Linked DNA regions of Homo sapiens: region 1 is linked to region 2. Evidence: chromatin contacts called from ENCODE Hi-C or POLR2A ChIA-PET data. All regions are on one chromosome and are shown on one strand. Each heading gives the region's core, a stretch centred on a gene start or an enhancer-like site at or near the end of the contact. The rest is flanking DNA. Distances are from core to core; before and after follow the strand shown. Region 1 holds the start of CPNE8 (copine 8). Region 2 holds the start of YARS2 (tyrosyl-tRNA synthetase 2).

Region 1 (5,889 bases), core at 3,240-5,739, 6.1 Mb after region 2:
TCTCAGCTACTCGAGAGGCTGAGGAAGGATAATTGCTTGAACCTGGGAGGTGGAGGTTGCAGTGAGCAGAGATCGCACCACTGCACTCCAGCCTGGGCCACAGAGTGAGATTCCATCTCAAATAAATAAATAGTCAGTATTATCACCATTATAGGATTATTTCTGTGACAGGATGTACATTTGATACCTAACATGCAAAGTCTAGAAATACACAATATTCTCACTGCTTTTATTATTGATAAGCTGACTTCTCAATCAGAGAAAATGATGAAAATCAGTGAAATAGTGCAACAAAATCAAGGACCCAAGGAAAACAGGTGATTACTGCATATTATTTTTCCCAGTGGGTTTACCTCATTCTATAGTAATAAGCTTTCAGAATAAAATGGAAATATTACCTTAGTTTATCTCTCAAGGTTGTATCATTTCAGCTACAGGCATTTTTAGTTAATTAAGTAAGCTAATTAATTTAAAAATCTACAAATTTATACAATAAAAGAAAATGAATGCAAGAAGAGCTAGACAATGGGTAGAAGACGAAGGAGGTCAAATAGCAGGAGCTTGCCTTTGCATAAATACATCTAGAAAAGGGTACCTCTCACCCCCTTAACACAAATTTAAGTGGCTATAAATTTAACCACTGTCCCTTCTCTAATCCAAACCATGCCTATCCAGCTTGTCTCTGCCCAAGCCCCATCTCTCCCCTTTGTAATATACTCCAAGCACCCTATTCCACAATGATCCTTTCCCTCCTCATGCATGAGCCTCATCTTTGAATTTAGCCCCGTTACCGTGTCTTATGTAGTGTTTATCTCTCAATCAGATTTTACATTTTCAGAGAACTTCTTTTGCATTTCTCATGGACCCTAGCATAAACATAGACATATAAAAGGCACTCAGACACTTGATGAATAAACAGACTAAATTATTTCCATGAATTATATTCAAGCTTCAATCGTTTATCTTTTTCACCTTCCCCAAAATGAAGATAAAAACTTTGTCATAAAGCTTTTAATGATAGGGGACAGTGAAAGGAGGTGAAAGAAAGGAAATGAAGAAAAGAAAAGGAAAGGAAAGAGAAAAAAGAAAAGAGAAAGAGAAAAGAAAGAAAGAAAGAGAAAGAGAAAGAAGGAAAGAAAGAAAGAAAGAAAGAAAAAAGAAAGAAAGAAAAAGAAAAGAAAGAAGGAAGGAAGGAAAGGAAGGAAGGAAGGAAGGAAAGAAAGAAAGAAAGAAAGAAAGAAAGAAAGAAAGAAAGAAAGAAAGAAAGAAAGAAAGAAAGAAAAGAAAGAAAGAGAAAGAAAGAAAGAAAGAAAGAAAAAGAAAGAAAGAAAGAAAGGAGAGAGAGAAAGAAAGATAAAGAATGAGAAAGAAAGAACCTATTCAAATCTGAGCTGCTTTTGAAGTGTGGGCAAATCCTCAGAAGTCTCTGGTATAGTAAGGCAAGGGAATTCCTTACTCTGCCTGCCCATAGCAAGGCTCAGAGGCCTTCAACTGTGCTTTGTTGCTAAGTGAAATCCCCACAACCTTTCTACAAAACATGTTCTTGATGCACATCAAAGAAGATAGAGAAAGCGGGAACAGGTATCCCAATGCTGGTTCTATCCTTGTGTTCTTTAACCAACTTATTGAAGTTCAAAAGAGAAGGACTTTTACAGAATTCCATACCTGAATCATATATAACACATTTATTCAACAAATGTTATTTCCAGTATTATAATAATAGCTAACATTTTTGAAAACATGTTTTTGTTTCATGCATTGTGTAAGCGCTTTCACACATCACCTTGATAACACTCTATATAAGGTAAATACCATAACTATTCTTATTTTTGGAGATGAGAATGCTTAGACAGACTGAATAAGAACTTACTCCAAGGTAGCAAGAACAAGTCACAAAGCCAGAATTTGTACTTAGGTCTCTGATGCCAAAGCCCAAACTAAACCACCTCCTATGGTTACAAGATCCAACAATACTCAAATATTTTTATCTTTGAATTTTAATGTATTAAAAATAAATTTAACCCACCTTTTCAGGAACTATTCCCAAACCTATTCCAAAGGCACTAACTTGGGTATTTAATTATGTTTCTCTTTGCCCAAAAGATGCTTTTTACCTCAAACTTATCGTAAATAGTAAGCTGAGTCAGAAGCAACTCAAACAATAGACTAAGCACTAGTGCCCCTGGCAGAGATGCTTGACACTAAGTATTCAGGTTCTCTTTCAGGATTTTTTTTTCCTGTTAGAAATCTTAAAAATTAAAAACAAAATGTCAAAGCAATGTTATGAAAAAAAGCTGGAACAAGGGATTTGCAGGTTCTGAGGCAGCAAACTGAAACAAATTGCCTTAAGCCAATTGACTTCAGTATGCCCAGCACACTCACAGAAAACATGCATCAAAAAAGGGGCTGCATTAAACATGGGCCCTACTGGCAGAATGACCAGTTTAGGTATAATTTCCCTTAAAAAGCTCATGGAAAAATTCAGACTTGATTGACAATATTCTTTTATATTCATTCCAAGTATAGGCCACATGCCATTCAGACTTTGCAGACTGTTGAGCAGAGGATAAGAACTCTAGTAATGCTGTTATTGTAGGACTTCCGGCTATCCATTATCTGTATATACCAGTAACTTCCCTCTAACATCGAAAGCAAGCTTCAGAGAAAAGAAAAAGGCCTAGGAATCCTCTAAAGAGTTTTCCAAACAGCTTCACCTGTTCCATTGACAGAAAAATCTCAGGCAGCACTTAAAGCAGTGACAGCAATGAGGCAAGAGCTTAATGATAGCTATCATTATCAGCATGATTATTTCCATAGTCCCAGATCAGTCTTAAGAGGCGGCAAACAATCAGGTGATATAGTTTCAGGGCTAGATAAAGGCTGTCCCCTACCCTCAAATAATACTTCTACTACGGTTGCTGGTGCTCGAATTTTCACCCCCAGAAAAGAATTCCTTTGGCTTTAGGCTCAGTTTGTGAAAATGCAAAGTCAAGATTGATGGAATTTTAAACTTATTTACATCAAGATCACCCAAATTTGTTAGATATCTTCAAGGCAAGTTTGCTAAGGAAAGGAAAGGGAGGATGTGAGGGCATAAAAACAATCTTAGGGCAAAAATGGATAAATGAGGAGCCAGTTTTCCAGTGAGACAGACCCAATTATGCAAACAAGGGAGTGGGCTCCAGGGTCAATATTAATTCGCAAATTAGTGGCCAGTACCAATTTAGCACCATCGCTCATCTCCTTCTCAAAATCATCTATGATATAGCGGTGATGCTGCTTTATTTACAGGGCAACTAACCGAAAGGTCAGGACAACGAGTTTGCAATTTACAGTCTCTGGACAGGGTTGAAAGTCAGTTTTTTTTTGTTTTTTTTTTTTTTTTGAGATGGAGTCTTGCGCTGTCGCCCAGGCTGGAGTGCAATGGCAAGATCTCAGCTCATTGCAACATCCACATCCCGGGTTCAAGCGATTCTCCTGTCTCAGTCTCCCGAGTAGCTGGGACTACAGGCGCGTGCCACCACGTCCGGCTAATTTTTGCATTTTTAGTAGAGACGGAGTTTCACCATATTGGCCAGGCTGGTCTCGAACTCCTGACCTCGTGATCCACCCGCCTTGGCCTCCCAAAGTGCTGGGAATACAGGCGTATAAACTGTACTGAGCCACTGCGCCCGGCCGAGAGTCAGTTTTTACAAGCACTCAGATGTGGGCCCGAAAACAAATCAAAACAAAAGTCGTGACTTCCCAGATCTTAGGTAAGGCATAGATTCGTCTGCAAGGAGGGCCGAAATCTCTACCTATCAGGCAAAAGGCAAAAAGCCCGGAAGGGTCGGGGAGAAGCAAGCTGGAAGGCTCCAGGAAGTGGGTGGGGAGGAAGCTGCCGGGGTTGGAGCCAACCCTAGCAACAGCAGGTTTGCACACGCCTAGCAGAGGAAGTCCCGGGCCTAAGCGTGCAGCGGTCACAAGAGCTTTTGGCAGTGCTGTCCCCTTCGATTCCGGTCATCACCCAACCATCCAGCCCGGGTTTGGGGCGGAAAACCGGCTTGTAAAGTGGGCGGCGGCCGGTGTTCCCACAGCTGAGTCACAGCCCAGCCAACTTTTACAGCGTTTCCCAGAAAGAAAATACAAAGTCTCAGTCCCGGAGCCCACCGCTTCTAATTCCCGCTCCCCTGTGTCACCTGACCCGGGGTAACTCCAGCCCCACTACTGAGATATTTCCCACTCATGGCGCAACTTCTTGCCTGCGCAAAGCCTCGTGGTACCCCGAGCGCTCTCCAAGTGCTACCAACCCCACAGATGAGAGGGCAGGAGAGAGGGGAAGGGCTGCGTCCTCACCTGCAGGACACGGACACCTCCACCCGCGTGGCCGGGATGGCAGCGCTCAGCTGGTTCAAGTCCCCGATGCCCGCAGTGCTGTTGTAGCGGCTGTCCATATTGGGAGGAGGCGCCTTGGACTTGTCCGGCGCCCACAACCACAGCTCGGGCGGACTGAGGGCTAGCTCCCGTCAGGCGGGGATGGGGGTTGAGGGTGGAGGCAGAAGAAGGAGGCGGAGGCAGCGCGCGGGATGGGGGAGGGAAGGGAGGAGGCGGACCTCCGCGCAGAGCCACGAGGGAACCGCTAGCCAGTCCTGGGTGAAACTGACGCTGCCAGGCAAGTGGCGCGCGGGGATCCCGGTTTCCCAGCCCCCTTCCGGCAGGCAGCAGCCCGGGCGGGGGACACACTCCGTGATCCCCTCCTGGCTGGAGGGGTCAGGCTTGGTGGACCCAGCAAGCAGCCTGATGGAGAAGGTGGCACCAGACGCAGACCCCTACCGTCCAGGACCGCAAGCCCTCGCCGGCTCTGCGTGCTTTTAGGTTTTGTCTCCACCTCTGCACACCCACACTCGCCTCCTGGGCCGCGACAGCTTCCTTCTGTCAATCAGGTGTGGACGGGAAGGTCTCGAAGTTTCCTCGCCTGAGTTGAAAGCTGGAGGTGGGGGCACCTCTGCCCGTTCCTAACTGCCCCGTTATAAGGTCCCCCTCCCCACAATTGGTTCTCACCTCGCCCTCGGAGCTCTTGGGAGATCCCTCCGTCCCTCCTACTGTGCCCTCGGGCAGATGAGTCTGGTCCCAGCTTCTGGACTGCCCACTGTCGGCCACTTGAGAGTTGGGGACGGTGGGGCATTGTGACGCTCTCCAACCTTGGAACACGGTGGCAAAGTGGCCGATCAATATATGGGACAAGTGGGGGCGGGGGGGCGGACTCTAAGGTGGAAAAAACAATACTACTTGGGATTTAAGGAAGCAATCTGGATTCTGTCTCCCCTTGGTTCTTCGGAGCTTAGAGGTCTAACGGCGACATTCCTCCTACAGTAAGGGCTCTTCTGGGTCCCTCGTTTCCAAAGGCATGAAAGTTCTGACCTGAAAATGGGGGCCGGGGAGGGTGATGTCACAACCATATAACGCAGCTCCTTCAGCCGACTCCCACCCGCAAGAACTGAGACCTGACGGATAAAAGCAGAGAGGAGTCAGAGTGAGCGCTGCGTTTGGGAAACTGCATTCCAGGGCAGCAAGACTGGTGCCAAGACGGAGTCGTGGCAAAAGCATCCGGAGGTAGACGAGGCGCCCCTCCACTGCAGGGACCTTTGTTCCCCGCGCCTTCCCTCCTGCCTCACCCGAGCGCCTGCGGGTCCCGGGAGCTCGCCACCAGGCGGCGACGGAGAACAGGATGCGGCGCAGCTGGAAGGCAGAGGGTGGAGAGGGGGCGGGTGTCCGTCCGATTTAACGCTCCAAGCACGGAGTTTCCAGCTGGTTGGGCTAAGTCTGGGAGGAGCAGTTTTTGCGGTGGAGGACTTGCCTTGCGTTGTAACATTTTAATCCACTTGCAGCCTCCTGCCTAGAGAATCTATA
Region 2 (5,746 bases), core at 2,031-4,530:
GGTGGCGCATGCCTGTAGTCCTAGCTACTCAGGAGAATCACTTGAACCCAGGAGGCGGAGGTTGCAATGAGCCAAGATCATGCCACTACACTCTAGCCTGGGCAACAAAGTGAGACACTGCCTCAAAAAAAAAAAAAAAAAAAAAAAAAGATTATCAATTCTCAATACATCAAAACCCCAGGACTATATCGTCAAACATTCTAGGACTAAATCTAAAGAGAAAAAAACACAATTACCAAAATTTTGTAATAAGGCATGATAATCTTCCACTCTGTTCTTCAAAAACATCTTGGCCAATCTTAGCCCTTTTTATTTCTATGTCAGTGTTACAATGAGCTTGTCAAGTTCCACAAAAAGCCGGTTTAGATATGGTTGGCACTGTACTAAATGTAGATCAAATCCAGAACTGGTATCTTGGCCGGGTGCGGGGGCTCATGCTGTAATCCCAGCACTTTGGGAGTCTGAGGCAGGTTTATCGCTTGAGTCCAGGAGTCTGAGACCAGCCTGGGGAACAAGGTGAAACTCCACCATTACTAAAAAAAAAATACAAAATTAGCTGGGCATGGTGGTGTGCACCTGAGCCTGGGAATTTCAGGCTACAGTGAGCCAAGACTGCGTCACTACACTCTAGCCTGGGCAATGGGAGTGAGATTCTGTTTCAAAAAATACAAAAAAGAACTGATATTATTTTTGTACTATGAATATGGTCTAACTCTCCATTTATGTAGGTCTTTATTTTGCTCAATAGCATCTTTTAATATTTTGCAGGAAAGTCATATACCTTTTAAGTCTTAAAGAATTATTCCTAGATTACTTTGATGTTACAGAGCATCAAAATATTTTTTTCACTTTTTGTTGCAGGTATATTTGTTTCTCATTAATTCATATTCTTCCAAGAGTTTAAGGCAATTTGATTTAAGGAGAAATCATTTCTTAAGAGGATCTTTAAAGTCATATTTGTGAGAGAAGAGAGACAAAGGAAAAATAAGGGTAGTCAAGGTTAAGTTGAAAGGAGTGAAAAAACTAGAATATGCAGGTGATAAAATCCTAAGAACTTGCTAGATACAGATCAAAAAGTTGGCTCTACATTTTCTAGCCACCCACTGTTTTTCTGCTTTAACCAACAAAGTGTTTAACTTTAGAACACAGTAAAAATTAGTCTTCTATGATGTAATGGTTTATGTACAGACAGAAACTACGTTAAAAACAAAAAAACTATAAAATGTACATAGATTCAATGGCTAAAATTACATCATGAGTTTATGGTGTCAGTTTTTCTCAGCCCATTATTCAGAACTCACCTTTCCACTGAATCGTCCGGTTGCCTGACAAAGAATTGATACAATTCAAATGGAGATGTCTTATCTCTGTTTAGCCAAACAGCGTTGCCAGCAGACTTTCCCAGCTTTGCTCCAGTTGTACTTGTAATTAGAGGAACGGTGATTCCAAATACATCTTCTCCAGTCAACCTACGCATAAAGAACAATTTCATTATGTGCCTCAAGCACAAGTGGTGGTAGGTTCTACTGTTCACCTTCCAGATTTCTTTCTGGTTACTTGCTCCAGGAAAACTTCCTTGACCTCCTAAATCTGAATTCTTGTTCCTCTTATGTATTGTTACAGTACTTACTCTATTCATTCTGAACCTCATGAGTGGTTCCAGGCAGGTTCTAGGCAGGCCAAGGGGAAGTGCTACATAACAATGGACTAGAGATTTTGAAAGGCTGAGTGGGAAGGAGAAAACTGGGTGAAGGGGTGTCAGGAAGAGACACTAAAGGAAATCTTCTAAACGCCTTTTAAACATGTGCTTTGCTCTGTTGCACATGAGCTAGCCCTATCCTTCACCTCTCTCAAGAAAATGCTATTAGACCCGCATTACTTGTCAATTATTTGGAGTTGAAAAAACTTTTTGAGATACCAACCAAGGACTAACACTAGTTTCATGGAGGGTGCAGAGCTAAAGCAGAGGCTAGCTACTCAAGGAGGCCCAGTCACGTTCTGGTATAAACACACAAAAGCAGTTTCTCTAATTAGAGAGGACGACTTAGGCGAAGCAAAACAGACCGACCAAATCTTCACTAGTGGTCTGTTTCCCTTTTTTTTTTTTTTTTTTTTGAGACGGAGTCTCCCTCTGTTGCCCCAGGCTGGAGTGCAGTGGCGCGATCTCGGCTCACTGAAACCTTCGCCTCCCGGGTTCAAGAGATTCTCCTGCCTCAGCCTCCCGAATAGCTGGGATTACAGGCGTGCATCACCACGCCCAGCTAATTTTTAGAATACACCGTTTACTCTTAATACCCTTAATTCAGCCCTTTAATTCTTATTAGCCAGTGTTATTAACGCCATTATAGAGCCTTAATGGGGATAAAACCAACAAGAGCTGGAACGAAGGGCAGCAACTACAATCCTAAGAGTGAATCACAGGCTACTAGTGTGTAAATTATTTGGTCCCAGGATTTCCCCAAGGTTTAAAGGCACTTACTTGTTGATGAACTCATATCCGGACATGATGTTGCCTAGTTGATCAGATCCGCCCAGCTGGACCCTGCATCCATAACGCTGGAAGAGGTAATAGAAGTCATAGGCCTGGAGCACCTGGTAAAAGAACTCGGCCAAGCTCATGCCCTCGGGGCTCTTGAGCCGCAGCTGCACGCTCTGCCGGCTCAGCAGCGTCCCCATGCGGAAGTGACCCCCCACTGCCGCCAGGAAGTCCACCAGGTGCTGCTTCTGGTACCAGGCCGAGTTGTCCAGCACAGTGAAGCTGCCCCAGGAGCGCCCATCAGTGAAAAGCTGCTGGTGATTAGCCGCCAGGGCCTCAAGCCCTAGGCGCAGAGCTCGCGCGTTGGCTCGCACGCGCTCTGTCTCCAGCGCCTCGCGTTCCTTGGTACGGCCGCTCGGGTCTCCCAGGCGCGCCGTGGCGCCTCCCACCAGCGCGATCACGTTGTGGCCCGCTCGCTGCAAATGAAACAGGCCCAGCAGCGCAAGTAGATGACCCACATGAAGCGAGTCTGCCGTGGGGTCGAAGCCACAGTAAATGGTTTGGGGAAAACTCGCCGTGCCACGGTCGAAGAGCTCTGGGAGCTCTATTTTCGTCCCCGTCTCCGGGAAGAAGTCCTTGAACAGACCTCGAGCCTTCTGCGCTGCCAGTAACCCCTGAGCGCCCGAGTGGGCCTTACGCAGCCCCAAGGGCAACAATACTGAGAGATTTAGGGTACCAGACCACCGGCCCCAGGAAAAGGACCGCAAGATGGGCGCCGCCATCTTGGTAGCGGCACGAAGGGAATGCTGGGATTGCAGAGGCTCCCACCACACCCACCTACTTACAGCTCCTAGGGAAGGTGCTTCAGTGTTTTTCTGCGCATGCCCGAGACGGTTACGTAGTTACGGAGCTTGCGCTCTCAGCAGTTGAGTCCCGACTCCAAGTGGCGATTCCGCCTCAGAGCCGTCGCCTTACGTTCCCTTAAACTTAATTTTTCCATCAGCAGTGTGGATCTGCTTATGATAGTTCCTACCTCATAAGGCTGTTGTGAGCCTTAAAAATTAAAGCATTTGGCACATAACGCTTCACAAATGCTAACTTGTATTTACATTTTCACGTAAAAAGATTGTGATGCGCAAGTTCTTTGAAGTCTTGGTTCCATGCAAAAAGCTGTTCACAGAGGTTGAGAAAGGTTAGGAATTGGTTTAAGTTCGCGGAGAGATAGGGAGTTGCTGCTGAGACGCAAGCAATTTCATAGTACCGATTCCCTAATTGCACCTCGTCCCCAGTATTCATCGGCTCTTCCAGGAGGTGGCAGTCTTGTCCAAGGTATAGCAAGAAAAACTCAGTGCAATAAAGTACATGCATCAAGTCCTGTGGTTTATTTATTTTAAATACAGTTAACTAGGTTGGGACACAGCTTAGCATGAGTGGATTCAAGTTAGTAATCACATCGTGCAGCGTGACAGGTGCTCTGAATACTGACCAGGGATGAGGTTCTTATTGGCAGCTGGCTGGCAGGTGATCTAGCTTCAAAATCCCATGTTAGAGCCTGATTTCTAGGACCGCTTTCAAAATCGTCTTAGGTAGAATTCCCTGGACTCTGAGTTGGGGGGGAGACTGGTTTGCAGGAGGGTAATTGGAGTGTGCTCTTAAGAACAACACCTATAATGGAGTGAGGGAGGCCGGGTTGGGCGGAGGGAGAAAGAAGTTGAACTGTGAACAATTTGTAATAGAGGCCTCAGGCAATCCAGTAAGGGCTCTGGAGCCGGGATTTCCTTTCAGAGTCATCCTGAATTGAGGCCAGGGGGCAGACCTTTAGACCCTCTTACTGACTGCTCATTAAATGTGGGATGTTTCTGGGGAGGAAGCAAAACGCTGGGTTAAGGCTTTTGGAGAGTGAGATGTGCAGGAAGGGACTCAGCTGTGAGCAATAAGCAACCAACACTCCCAGCAGCTGGGGGATTGAGTGCCTTGGTCCTGTGACTGGGATCTGGGCCATGTTCCAAATCATTCCCTACAGGACTTTTCCATTTTTTAACGTTATAAAGTTATCTAACAAAATGAAAACTTATTTTAATAATTAGTTTCTTTGCATGTATAATTATCAGTGAATTAGTTTCTCATTGCCAAATAGTAACTTCAATAGGATTTTGAGATACTCATTCAATAGGCTATTAAACATACTCCCAACTGCTTAAGAAAATAGTGTGTTCAAAATATCTTAAAATTTGCAATCATAACCTGTTGATCTTCAGTGTTTTTTTTTTTTTTAAGTGTCACTCTGTTGTCCACACTGGAGTGCCGTGGCAGGATCATGGTTCACTGCAGCCTTGAACTCCTAGGCTCCAGCGATCTTCCTGCCTCAGCCTCCCAAGTAGCTGGAGCTACAGGTGTGGACTACCATGCCTGGCTAATTTTTATTTTTTGTTTTTGTAGAGACGGGGGTCTCACTGTATTGCCCAGGGTGGTCCTAAACTCCTGGCCTCAAGCAAGCTTCCCACCTCTGCCTCCCAAAGTGTTGGGATTACAGGCATGAGCTACTTCGCAAGGCCAATCTGCAGTCATATGGTCCACCACTTTGATCAGGGACAGATTTCAGTAGGTATGGCAGGAAATTCTCCTGAGCACACGTAAGGAAACTCACATCTGGGCCACTTGTCACTTGAAAGCCAAAAACCCAAGAGAAGAGCTGTAGTGAAAGTAAAGTTAGCTTTATTCAAGAGACCAGCAACCCTGGGGGATGCAGTGAGCTAGCGTTCAAAGACCACCTCTGGTTTTTAAGGGCAATTAAGAGAAAGGATGATAAAAAGATTTTTGTGAAACGTGTGCAGTCTCAGGTCGGCAGTAAATCATTGCTTTCTTGGTCAATATTTTGTGGCTTTCTGCAGGTACCATCAGCCTATTCTTATTAGGTCGGTCAGCCCATTCACAGAGAGGCTGATCTAGGTATTTTCTTTTATCTCTGTTCAAGATCCTGTTTTTCTGAGGCTGATTTTAGTGAATGATCTACAAAATCAAGCAAAGTAATAATTGTATTCAAGTAAGCAAGCTTTCTTCTAACATGGAATCAGTACTGTCACACACACAGCAAATGGTGCTTTCTATTTAGTACCTTAATACATAGGGCACACATGTGTTTCTGGTGACACACAACTCTCTGGCTTTTACAGGTGTGTTAGTAATTTGAAAATCCTACTTGTTACAACAGTATGCCAGGGTTACTTGATGTCAGGGTTACTTGATGACCTGTGCTTAATGGAGAAGAAT

Evidence for each region. Hi-C counts contacts between places; a loop is a spot of excess contacts on that map. ChIA-PET counts read pairs that join two places held with the same protein, here RNA polymerase II (POLR2A). Pooled maps may share reads with other maps.
Region 1: a loop to region 2 is called in a pooled map, with 14 times the contacts of the local background. The contact joins the promoter of CPNE8 here to the promoter of YARS2 in region 2. A Hi-C loop is called at or near these places in 1 of 37 single-sample maps with no recorded cell type and 10 of 50 pooled maps. POLR2A ChIA-PET finds 5 or more read pairs at or near these places in 2 of 52 experiments (CD8-positive, alpha-beta memory T cell and naive thymus-derived CD4-positive, alpha-beta T cell).

The regions. Positions count from the first base shown.
Region 1 is chr12:38,901,102-38,906,990 of GRCh38, forward strand. CPNE8 (copine 8) reads right to left here and starts at 4,490. Exons shown (of 20, transcript NM_153634.3): 1 at 4,336-4,490. The coding sequence starts at 4,433. It overlaps CPNE8-AS1 (CPNE8 antisense RNA 1), which reads left to right and starts at 4,611. Exons shown (of 2, transcript XR_007063275.1): 1 at 4,611-5,889. RefSeq lists a silencer at 4,475-4,644 and an enhancer at 5,775-5,889.
Region 2 is chr12:32,752,617-32,758,362 of GRCh38, forward strand. YARS2 (tyrosyl-tRNA synthetase 2) reads right to left here and starts at 3,281. Exons shown (of 5, transcript NM_001040436.3): 1 at 2,480-3,281; 2 at 1,302-1,469. The coding sequence starts at 3,258. RefSeq lists enhancers at 2,221-2,860, 2,417-2,576, 2,861-3,500, 2,947-3,046, 3,067-3,296 and 1 more.